Regions from separate parts of the Homo sapiens genome. Here region 1 is linked to region 2. The links are chromatin contacts, found by Hi-C or POLR2A ChIA-PET in ENCODE. All regions are on one chromosome and are shown on one strand. The core of a region is the stretch at or near the end of the contact, and the rest is flanking DNA. Distances in the headings are between cores, read along the strand shown.

What was found. Hi-C counts contacts between places; a loop is a spot of excess contacts on that map. ChIA-PET counts read pairs that join two places held with the same protein, here RNA polymerase II (POLR2A). Pooled maps may share reads with other maps.
Region 1: a map of PC-9 shows a loop between it and region 2 (13-fold over the local background). The contact joins two enhancer-like sites. A Hi-C loop is called at or near these places in 3 of 168 maps with a recorded cell type or tissue (Calu3, PC-9 and mammary epithelial cell) and 5 of 50 pooled maps. POLR2A ChIA-PET finds 5 or more read pairs at or near these places in 2 of 52 experiments (PC-9 and activated naive CD4-positive, alpha-beta T cell).

The regions. Positions count from the first base shown.
Region 1 is chr15:91,453,480-91,459,250 of GRCh38, forward strand. The region is part of intron 2 of LOC107984778 (a long non-coding RNA gene); the gene reads right to left. Among named protein-coding and RNA genes, the nearest start is that of CRAT37, 7.0 kb to the right of the region's middle. Within about 2 kb of position 3,517, at least 5 of the 41 ENCODE cell types and tissues checked have a DNase peak (open chromatin) inside an H3K27ac peak, as active enhancers do; they include PC-9, where a contact is called at or near this core.
Region 2 is chr15:91,532,371-91,539,095 of GRCh38, forward strand. No RefSeq gene overlaps it. Among named protein-coding and RNA genes, the nearest start is that of CRAT37, 72 kb to the left of the region's middle. Within about 2 kb of position 4,506, at least 7 of the 41 ENCODE cell types and tissues checked have a DNase peak (open chromatin) inside an H3K27ac peak, as active enhancers do; they include PC-9, where a contact is called at or near this core.

The sequences.
Region 1 (5,771 bases), core at 2,267-4,766, 80 kb before region 2:
AAACCAGCTTTTTGTTTCACTTTCGTATTTTTTTTTGTTTGTTTCCATTTCATTTAGTTCTGCTCTGATCTTATTTCCTTTCTTCTGCTGGGCTTGGGTTTGGTTTGTTCTTTTTTCTCTAGCTCCTCGAGGTGTGACCTTAGATTGTCTGTTTGTGCTCTTTCAGACTTTTTGATGTATGCATTTAGGGCTATGAACTTTCCTCTTACACCTTTGCTATATCCCAGATGTTTTGATACGTTATGTCACTATTGTAATTTAGTTTGAAGAGATTTTTAATTTCCATCTTGATTTCATTGTTGACCCAATGATCGATCATTCAGGAGCAGATTATTTAATTTCCATGTATTTGCATGGTTTTGAAAGTTCCTTTTAGAGTTGATTTCCGGTTTTATTCCACTGTGGTCTGAGAGAGTGCTTGATATAATTTCAATTTTATTAAATTTATTGAGGCTTTTTTATAGCCTATCATATGGTCTATCTTGGAGAAAGTCCCATGAGCTGATGAGTAGAATGTATATTCTGAGGTTTGTGGGTAGAATGTTCTGTAAATATGTTAAGTTCATTTATTCCAGGGTATAGTTTAAATCCATTTTTTTTGTTGACTTTCTGTCTTGATGACCTGTCTAGTGCTGTCAGTGGAGTATTGAAGTCCCCCACTATTATTTTGTTGCTGTCTATTTCATTCCTTAGGTCTAGTAGTAAATTTGGGAGCTTCAGTGTTAGATGCATATATATTTAGGATTGTGATATTTTCCTGTTGGACAAGGCCTTGTATCATTACATAATGATGTCCTTCTTTGTCTTTTTTAACTGCTGTTGCTTTAAAGTTTGCTTTGCCTGATATAAGAATAGCTACCCCTGCTTGCTTTTGGTGTGCATTTGTATGGAATATCTTTTTCCACCCCTTTAAGTTTATGTGAGTCCTTAAGTGTTAGGTGAGTCTCTTGAAGGCAGCAGATGGTTGGTGAATTCTTATTCATTCTGCAATTCTGTTATCTTTTAAGTGGTGCATTTAGGCCATTTATATTCAATGTTAGTATTGAGATGTGAGGCACTATTCCATTCATCATGCTATTTGTTGCCTGTATACTTTTTTTTTAATCTTTAATTGTATTTTTGTTTTATAGGTCCTGTGTGATTTATGCTTTAAAGAGGTACTGTTTTGATGTGTTTCCAGGATTTGTTTCAAGATTTAGAGCTCCTTTTAGCATTCTTGTAGTGCTGGCTTGGTGTAGTGGCAAATTCTCTCCGCATTTGTTTCTCTGAAAAAGACTGTATCTTTCCTGCATTTATGAAGCTTAGTTTTGCTGGATACAAAATTCTTGGCTGATAATTGTTTTGTTTAAGGAAGCTGAAGATAGGGCTCCAGTACCTTCTAGCTTGTAGGGTTTCTGCTGATAAATCTGCTGTTAATCTGATAGATTCTCCTTCATATGTTACCTGGTGCTTTTCCTCACAGCTCTTAAGATTCTTTCCTTCATCTTAACTTTAGATAACCTGATGACAATGTGCCTAGGTTATGATCTTTTTGTGGTGAATTTCCCAGGTGTTCTTTGAGTTTCTTGTATTTGGATGTCTAGGTCTCTAGCAAGGCCAGGGAAGTTTTCCTTGATTATTCCAACAAATATGTTTTCCAGACTTTTAGATTTCTCTACTTCCTCAGGATTGCCGATTATTTTTAGGTTTGGTTGTTTGAAAGAATCTTAGACTTCTTGGAGCCTTTGTTCATATTTTCTTATTCTTTTTTCTTTGTCTTGTTGGATTGGGTTAATTAAAATCCTTGTCTTCAAGCTCTGAAGTTCTTTCTTCTGCTCATTTGATTGCATTGCTGAGACTTTCCAGAGCATTCTGCATTTCTATAAGTGCATCCATTGTTTCCTGAAGTTTTGATTGTTTTTTATTTATGCTATTTCACTGAAGATCTCTCCCCTCATTTCTTGTATCATTTTAAAAAATTTCCTTAAATTGGGCTTTGCCTTTCTCTGGTGGCTCCCTGATTAGCCTAATAACTGACTCTCTGAATTCTTTTTTCAGGTAAATCAGGGATTTCTTCTTGGTTTGGATCCATTGCTGGTGACCTGGAGTGATTTTTTTTGGGGGTGTTAAAGAGCCTTGTTTTGTCATATAACCACGGTTGGTTTTCTGGTTTCTTCTCATTTGGGTAGACTGTGTCAGAGGGAAGGTCTAGGGCTCAAGGCTGTTGTTCAGATTCTTTTGTCCCATGGGATGTTCCCTTGATGTAGTACTTTCTCTTTTCCTAGGGATTTGCCTTCCTGAGAGCAAAGCTGTAGTGATTGTAATCTGTCTTCTGGATCTAGCCACCCATCAGGTCAACCAGGCTCTGGGCTGGTACTGGGGTTGTCTATACAGAGTCCTGTGATGTGAACCATCTGTGGGTCTCTCAGCTGTGGATACCAGCATCTGCTCTGGTGGAGTTGGCAGGGGGGTGAAATGGACTCTGTGAGGGTCCTTAATTTCGGTTGTTAATGCACTATTTTTGTGCTGGTTGGCCTCCTGCAGGGAGGTGGCACTTTCAAGAAAGCATCAGCTGTGGTAGTATAGGGAGGATCAGGTGGTGGGCAGGGCCCTAGAACTCCCCAGAGTATAAGTCCTTTGTCTTCAGCTCCAGCGTGGGTAGAAAGGACCATCAGGTGGGGGCAAGGCTAGGTGTGTCTGAGCCCAGACTCTCCTTATGGGAGGGTGTTGCTGTGGCTGCTGTGGGGGATGGGAGTGTGGTTCCCAGGTCAATAGAGTTATGTTCCTAGGAGGATTATAGCTGCCTCTGCTGTGTCATGTAGGTTGTCAGGGAGGTCGGGGAAAGCCAGCAGTCACAGGCCTCACCCAGCTCCCATGCAAGCCAAAAGGATGATCTCACTTTCACTGTACCCACCCCCCAACAGCACCGAGTCTGTTTCCAGGCAGTGGGTGAGCAGGGCTGAGAACTAGCTCCAGGCTACTCACCTCCCAGCTATGAAAGTAAGTAGGGCTTTCATGCTTCCCCACCTGTGGAGTCTGCACACAGGATTCATGCCCTCCCTTGAGTTCTGGCCAGGAGATTTCTCATGCGGTTGGAATTATTACAAAGTTCAGCTGGAGGTTTCCTTCTCCTTGTGGCCTTTTCCCAGTCCTTTTCTGGCAGTCCTCCCCAAGGCCCCCTGTGAGGCAAGGCGGAAATGGCTACCCAGGGGACGCAGAGAGCCCACGGGGCTTTTCCCGCTGCTTCCTCTACTCCTGTATTTCGCTTGGCTCTCTAAATTGACTCAGCTCCAGGTTAGATCAGAATCTTCTTCCGTGTTGTAGACCTTCAGGTTCCTTAGTGAGCATGTGTGTTCAGAGGCAGAAGATCCCCCTTTCTCACTTCCAGAGTTTGGGCAGTCACGGTATTTGGGGTGTCTCCTGGGTCCTGCAGGAGCAATTTGCTTCCTTCAGAGGGTCCGTGGGTTCTCTTGGCTTTCCTGAATTATTTCTGCAGTAGTTCTGGAGCAAAAGTTTACAATGCGAGACTACACACACTGCTCTGTCCATCTGAGTGGGAGCTGCAATCTAGTCCTGCCTCTCGTCTGCCATGACCTTCTCAAAAAAACCGATTAATACATTTCATTTGCCTCTGCTCCAAGCCCTTGGTAACCACCATTCTAGTCTTTGATTTTAAGAATTTGACCATTTTAGATGACTCATGGAGGTGGAATCATGTAGTACTTGTCTTTTTGTGTGTAACTTATTTCACTTAGCATAATGTCCTCAATGTTCATCCATGTTGTTGCATATTGCAGAATTTTTCACTTTTTAAAAGCTGAATAGTATTTCATTGTATGTATATACCACAATTTCTTTATCCATTCATCTGTCAGTGAACATATGGGTCCTTTCCTTATCTTGGCTATTGTGAATTTCTTACTCACTGCGATAAACACGGATGTGATAATATCTCTTTTTTAGATCCTGATTTCAATTATTTCAGATATATACCCAAAAATGAGATGGCTGAATCATGTGGTAGTTTTATTTTTATCTCTTTGAGGAACCTCCACACTGTTTTCCATAGCGGCTGTATCATTTTGCAGTCCCACCAACAGCATACACTGGTTTCAGTTTCTCCATATCCTTGCCCACACTTGTTTTTTGTTTAATTTAATTTTTAATTGACAAATTTATATATATTTTTGGTGTACAACATGATGTTTTGATATATGTACACATTGTGGAATGGCTAAATTGAGCTAATTAACATATGCCCTACCTCATATGTTTACCTTTTTTTTTTTTTTTTGTGGTGAGAATGCTTACATTCTACTCTTAGCAATTTTCCGGTGTATAATAACTATAGTCACCATGATAGGCAATAGATCTCTACGACTTATTCCTCCCATCTAACTGAAATTTTGTGTTCTTTGACTAACATCTCTCCAATCCTCTAACCCCCAGTCTCTTTTTCTACTCTCTTTTTCTATTTGTTCAACTTTTTAAGATTCTACATGTAGGTGAGATTGTGTGGTATTTGTATTTCTGTTCCTGACTTGTTTTACTGAACATAATGTCCTCCACATTCATCTGTGTTGTCTCAAGTGACAGAATGCTTTTTTTTTTTTTTTTTTGGTAATAGCCGTCCCGACAATTGTGAGGTATGATATCTTTATAATCAACAATAATGTATTGTATGCCTACAATTTTTTAAGAGGATAGGTCTCACGTTAAGTGCCCTTACGGCAATAAAAAAATATTTCAAAGAAAAGTGACATGTAAATCAGCCCTTGCATGAGATTCTGAGCATCTTTAGGTGGTTTTCTCTGTGTTCTTTGCAGTGCTGAGCAGAATGCCTTTCACATACAAAGGCTCAGGAGGCATTGCCTTCCACCCGTTCCTTTAGAAGTCCTCCATGTGAATTTCTCATGCCTCTTGGAGGCTGCAGTTAAGCAAAGTCTCCATCTAAAGAAACATTCAGGGAGAAAAAGTGGGTATATTGGAAAGAGCAAGGGTTGAAGTCACACGGATCTGGACCGAAATCCTGACTTCGTCATATACCAGCTAGGTGACCTTGGCAGATAATAACCTCTCGGAGCCTCACCATTTTTAGAATAAAATTCAGGAAAATTGAGGGTTGTTGTAAGGATTAAAGGAGGGTAACATATGTAAAGCCTCTCATATTAAATCAATGTTTGTGTCCTGTCTGCTTCCTTCTTTTTGGTCTGGGTATGATAAACTGATTTATGTCTTCCTGAGTGCCACTTCCCGTGCTTCCAGATTGGACACAGTATCATTCAGTGTTCTGTGGATATCATTCAGATTGTGCATGCCTTTGCACGAGGTTGGCAGGGAGCTGATAACTTATTCCAAGGACAGACGAAAAGTGACCAAGGAATATATGGTGGTATCTTCTATGCCATTAATTCCTGCCCTTGTGATTTCAGCAGGTCAGGTGGTGGCTTTATACTTGTGAAAATCCCACCACTATAATCTACCTTCTCATTTGTCATCAAATTTAATCCTTGCATCCAGTACCTAAATGCCCATGAAATATGTAAGCCAAAACAGCCCAGACAGCTGCAGCCAGGGAGGATATTAGTGCAGTATGAAAAATAAGCAAAGCATGAGTGATGGCAGGTAATACGCTACCTACAAATTGCCCTCTTCTTCTCATGTTCCAGTTTGGTAGGAAAAAAAGTACTTAGCCTATGCAATAAATGTCATTGGTTAATTGAAGAGTCTCCATTCACTGAGGTATAATCATGATTTTTTTTTCCCCCTATGAAATCTTCCAAACTATACTT
Region 2 (6,725 bases), core at 3,256-5,755:
CACTTGAACCTGGAAGGTGGAGGTTGCAGTGAGCAGAGATAGCGCCATTGCACTCCAGACTGGGCGACAAGAGTGAAACTCCATCTCAATAATAATAATAATAATACGTAACATAAAGTAAAATAAAAATAGTAAATTTTAAAAAGGAACAAGGTACTGTGTCAGGTGCTTCACATCACATTTAGTGATGCAGATATTTTTGACTCCAGTTCTAGGTGAGTGTACTGAGATTCACACAGGCCAAATAGTTTCCTGAAAGTCAACAGCAAGGAACTCTGACCATAAGCCCCTGGCATGTAACAATCTCATCATACTGTCTGACAGAGGGAGCTAAGGAAAACATACACACAATTCCAATAAAATATCCCATTCACTGACTGTGAGTGAACAAGGTGGAGAGGATGGCAGGGTGGACCAGAGCTTCCAGCAATAGCTCATTATCAGGTGGAACGCCGACAAGAGGCAATGGGTAATTGGCCACTGGAATGTCTCAGAAGGCTGTGAACTGCTCCGGTGAGCTCATGGGCCTAGCTGTGATTTAAAGTTCTCATCTTCTGGGCCCTATTCTGCCTGATGTCTGATGGCATCGCAACCCCAGAGAGCACTTCTTAGCTTTCTGATTCTTGGAAATGACCATTCTAAAGGCGCCCACGCTTTTGGAAAGTGTGGAAGACATTAAAAGGTTGTATTTAATTCTACTTTTATGAACACTCCTTGTTTCTGCTGGCTCTTATTAAAATGAATGAGACGTCTCTATGTCAACCATGGGTGTCTCTGATCTGTTCCAAATAATCTTTAAGAGAGGATCAACCAACCTTAAAGGAATTCTCTACCCCATCCCAGAGGAAAGCATAGACAAGTAACTGGAGAACCTCAAATCCAGGCCTCGCTGAAAAGTTGTTCGCCCAACTGGTAATTGCCCCAATGACAAGCACTTAAGAACAAAATTGAAGGCACAGGGAAGGTTGGTTGTAAGGAATATTTCTTCTAACTTGATGGCAAGAGACCACATGTAGAGGAAAACATGTTTTAAAAATAGTCACCTGTTTCCACAGTTTATTTCATTTCTGAAATAAAGGGTATCTGCTTGGAATTTTAAATGGAGGGGACAGGGAACAAAACCCTGGTTGCCATAGAAATGAAGAATTCTTTTCCAGTCAGAGGAGTATGAATTCAAGTGAAAAATCGGAATCAGGTGAGGTATTCCACAGGCAGAATCATCTATTATCCTGTAAAAATCTACAGCCAGAAGGAAAAATAAATGCTAAAGGGTATGTAGAGTACAGAATTATGAATTTCTCCATACATTAGTCACTTGCTTTTTAGATAAGCACTGGGACTCTTTGGCTGATCTAGTTCAAACATTAGCTTCCATATTAATGTAAAACCAATATTAAAATTAATTTTCATCCATTTCATTCATGTTGCAGAAATGATTAGGGCCCTGACAGATACTTAAAAGCTTTATAGAAGGACTGTGGTTTTTGAGACCATGCATGTGTGCTTTCAGATTCATTATTTCTTTGAAAAAGCTGATGACAAGATGTTAAGATTATGAGATTTGGAGTCAGACAAGTTTATGGTTCAATCCTAGCTCCATTCCAGGTTGTCTAAAGTGACCTTGGAGTTATTCTTTCACCATTGAGCAAAATAAGAACAACAATACTTACTTCACAGGGTTAAATAGCATGACATATTTACAAACTCAAAACACTGCCTGGTACATAGTAGGTGACCACTGACTGGCCACTGTTGTTATGATTGTTATAATCACATGCTCTTTGGTCCAGTTGGGCTTCTCACTTTTCCAATTCTATTCACCTTATATATTTGGGGACCAGATCTCCTGGATTTGGATGGTGTGACATATCAGATAGGATTAGGTCTCACAGCATGGGACAGACACCCCAAATAATAAGGGTTTAAAACAAGATAAAAGTTTATGTCTTCTTAAATGTAAAATGAGTCCCAGGACACGGAGCACAATATTGGTACTGGCATCAGGGGCCCAGGCTTCCGCAGCTGGAAATCCTATTCATAAAAAGGAGAGGGAGAATGGTCAGCAGGCAGCTAGCAGTCTGTGCTATGTGTGGATCCAGTATTGTGTCTTCCTCTTCAGCCCTGATTGTCTGTTTTCATGCTATGTTGCCTCTTCCAGTAGAAAGAAAGAGAGAAGCTCTCAGATTGGCCATACCCAGTGAAACACTTTTGATCTACTAAATATATGTTCATTCCAACAGAAAGGCATGAAATTTATTAATATAAGCATTGTACTAAATGCATTACATGTTACCAATATTGATATTATATGTATTTATATGATCACATAACCAATATTTTTCACTCCTATTTGCAGTTTCAGGGTTAGTTCTTCCACGAGGTCCTTTTTAGCATTGATATTCTCTGAATCCAAGTAGCTATAAAATGCGTCAACAGCCCTTTTTCCTCCTGACTAGCAATCTGTGAACTTGGCCACTCTGCTTAGCAAGTCAACTTGAAAAAAAATCACAGCAACTTAAGAAGGTGGGCCTGATTCTCTAAGAAACCGCAGCCATCTGAGGATATAGGCCACTTTATGCAATGATACTATTCTGCTCTTCGTTTCTCATGAGGAGGGGCCCAAGAAGGATATTCCCAATTGGTAAGACTGATGTGTGCAGGAAGAAAAAACCAACCACTAAATCGGGGTTGGAAGTGAGAAGAAAGGAACTAAAATTTTATGTCTGCTTAATAAATGCCCACTATTTTTACCCTGTGAATTAGGTATTTGTTATCTCCGCCTTGAAGGTAAGGACATGAGGTTGCACAAGGTTGAGTAATGTTCCCATATCTTTACCACTAGCAAGCAGTCACTCCACTATTAGAACCTAGTTCTGTTTTCCTCCAAGTCCTGTGCAATTTCTTCCATGTAAAAAAAAAAAAAAAAAAAAAAAAAAGGCTGGCTAACTAAACACTTTATGAAAAATCCATACAATGTGGTCATGGGGTAAATCCAAAAAGCAAGCACTAGGAAAACCAGCATATAATATTTTACTTATAATATAGACCTATACTTGTGTGAAAAGTGCAGCCAAACGACTGGAGATAAGTAAGCCATTTTCTTAACAAGAGTTGCCTCTTGGCACTGGGCTTACCCAGTGGTTTCTCTGGAACTGGCTAGCAAGAGACTATTGTTAAATATTTAGAAATGTTGAGAGCTAGTTGTTAAGCTGTTGGTAGCTTCAAATTGAACACAACTGAAGTATTTACACCGTGGAAACTGGCAAAGGCTATATAACCCAGGCTCCCTCCCTACTGCCCCAAAAGCCAGCTTACAAGCATATTACTCACTTTTCAGGCTTTCCATGCTTTGGGTATTGTGTTTTGTATTTACCCCTTTCTACTATAGCATAAATTAGCTCATGACCAAGAAAATAATAAATCCAGCAATGAATTAAGAAAGAGCAAAATGAAACTAAACTAAACTTAAATGAAACTAAACTAAATTAGCTTCCAGAAAACCTGTAGATGATCTGAACTGGCTCTCCCCCATTCTTGCTGCTACGGTCTAAATGTTTGTGTCCTCCAGAAATTCATATGTTGAAATCCTAACTCCCAGTGTGATGGTATTAGAAGGTTGGGCTTTTGAGAGGTAATTAGGTTATGAGGGTGGAGCCTCATGAATGGGATTAGTGTCCATATTGTGTCTCTGGGCCACAGAAGCCGCAGAGAGCTGCCTTGCTCCTTCTACCATGGTAGGTCACAGCACGAAGGTGTCATCTGTTAACCAGGAAACAGATCTTCACCAGATGCTGAATGTGCTGGCATCTTGCTCTTGGACTTCCCAGCTACCAGAACTGTGAGAAATAATAGTTTTTGTTTATAAGCCACCCAGTGTATGGTATTTTGTCATAGCAGCCCAAATGGACTAAGCCACTTGCTATTTTCTTTGAACTCAGAGTTGGCTGTTGGGTCAAAGAAAGACATGAAGCTTCGTATGTGTTCTCAGGGTGCAGCACCCTGCTGGTCTCTGCCTTAGGGAATGTGTGTCATCAGCCTAAATAAAGGAGAACAGCTGTATGTGCAAGGATGTGGGTCACATGGCACATTTTCCCAGAGTTCTTTTTGGAAACTGAGCCATCCTTTGGTCACAGGTGGTCTTACAGTAACTTGGGTGGCTTACAATTTCTTTATTGCTTTGCTTCATTCTATAAATCTAACTCCAAGGAGGACAAATGCTAGATTTAATAGGATATGTAAGATATAATTAACCTCCTCAGCCTGCTCATAGAAGATGAACAGTGAAGTTGAATTTCTCTGCCTGAGCACTGCAGAGGCAGAAAAAGACCACCTCCCTGCAACCTGTACATATGTGGTTATACTTCGCAGGTGCACACCGCACATACCATTAGGCACATGAAATTAGAGACACACTCAACAAAGTGCTCTATTCACCTGCCACAGTCTTGACATCAATATCATTATGAGCACATAGCTTTGATGGGGGTGAGCCGAGACTGTAATAAGACACCTATTGCAACTGTGGAGTAATATGATAAGCAGACCAGATAAAACAGGCAGCTTTCAATCCAAAGTCCAGAAGGGCACACAGAGACTTTTTTTTAGTCTCTTGCCTGTCTGGTCTGCTGAGTCATGGTCCTAACTTCTGTTGTTGGAAAAGGGAGCTTTGTATCAAATTATCCTTCACCCAGGGAGGCAAAACAGCCCCGTTTGTCCTGGCAAATTTCCTCCTGTTTGAGTCACTGAAATTAAACATTGAAAAGACCTATTATTTCCTCTGTCCATCCTCGGGGGAGTGATATAAAACAGATTCTTATATTCATTGCCTCTGTTTCTTCCTCCATCTGATTCTAATTAAAATAGCTGAGAAAATATCTATGGCCTAATTCGGAACCAGCAGAGCATAAGAATGATGGCTGTGCCAAATCAAATCAAGCAATATTTATTGAATAGCTCCACTCTTTGTCGAAATTCTTCTTAGCAGTTCTACTTCCTCAGCTAACTCACTGTATCCAAAATAGCATAGCTTACTGATTTGGGTAAATAAATAAATAAATAAATAAATAAATAAATAAATAAATGTAATAACAGATGCTATTTGTTGATCATATGTTTTGTGCCTGCTATTAGGCTATGTGTGTTATATTCATTATCATTTAATTTCCTCTGCCTGAAGCGTAGCTATTATTCTCCCATACTATAAATGAGGAAACAGAGACTCTGAGGAGTTGAGTAGCATGGTAACTAACACCATGTCCCTTCGCGGGTCATTCGTAGTCAGAATTCACCAAAGGCACCCTTCTAATACCTTGCCATGATGTTTCTCCACACTAACTTCTTTATCAAGATGATTGGATCCACTCCTCCATCTTATTTTCAAAAATAAATTTGAAAATTTCATATGCAGTTTTGGTGAGAGAAATGGAAAGACAAAAATCCGTGGAGAAAGGAGCAATTTGTGAAATATTCAATCCAGCTCGCACTAAACATCACAAAAGAGAAATGCACACTCTTTTGTGCATTTGAGTCAACTTTGAGTTAGTACATCGGCCTTAGAGATTTAATGCACAGTAGCCCCTTGCACACTGAAAAGGCTGGGAGGAATTAGGTGTCAGCCTTCCAAGACTGCGGCGCTTACCTGAATCATACAATGCCAGAGCTCATATGTCTAGCCATTTTCACTGGAAACGAACATAACAATCTGTCCCTTTATATGTAATTGCCTCTATTATAGCATGATGTTTCAAGCAGAGCTCCACAGAGAGAAAGGGGAAATAAAACACTTTGTTTACACCCCTGGCAAACAAAAATGCTTTCCAAACATTAGCTTTGTTCTTCCCGTTAAACACATATTTTACAGCAAATTCTTCTTGTAAGTTGTTTTCTCCAACGTGCAGGTCAATAAATGCTCTCATTATGGAATTCATCAGAGGATGATTTGTTGAGACATTAATCCAATTCAGCAGAGTCTCCTGAACAATCTCCTAATGTTTACAGACTCTTACTTTTTTTAAATTTCATGATCAAAAGAGTGTAGCAAATGCTACATATTTATTATGCTCTTTCTTTCTGTGTGCCAAAGGTTAATCACACAGTAAGTCTGAAGGCTCCATTTCCCTGATTCCTTTCAACTTTGAGTTAGTACATTGGCCTTAGAGATTTAAATCAACATCTCTCAATTGGAATTACCCCCCAAATTCCATCTGAGCTTTTTTGATTGCACAGCCTTTTTGCTGAAATCAATGACAAACATGACCTCGAGATGAGCTGCAAAGAACTCTGTAGGAAAGATTGGTCAAGACACTTTTTAGAGCAAAACATCTTCAAATTTAAATTCTATGAATTAAGCACCTACTAGGGAAATATATCTACTGAGTACTTTCTCATGCTCCAAATATTTTCAAGATCTCTCACAGATATCATTTTCATTTCTATGTATGGTATATTACTACACCTTATTGTTCAGAAAAGAAAACTGATTGAAAGGTTATGTGATAGGCAGAGCTAGAATCTAAAATAAGGATTATCTTGCCTCAGAACTTACCGTCTTTCCACCAGGAAAGCAAGGTCAGAAAACTATGATCCTGTGGCCTGTGGTTTTTGTAAATAAAGTTTTATTGGGACACAGCCATGCCCATTTGTTTGTGTGTCATCTATGGCAGCTTTTGCAATACAATGAGAGTTGAGCAGCTGCAACAAAGATTATCTGCCCCCAGAAGACTAAA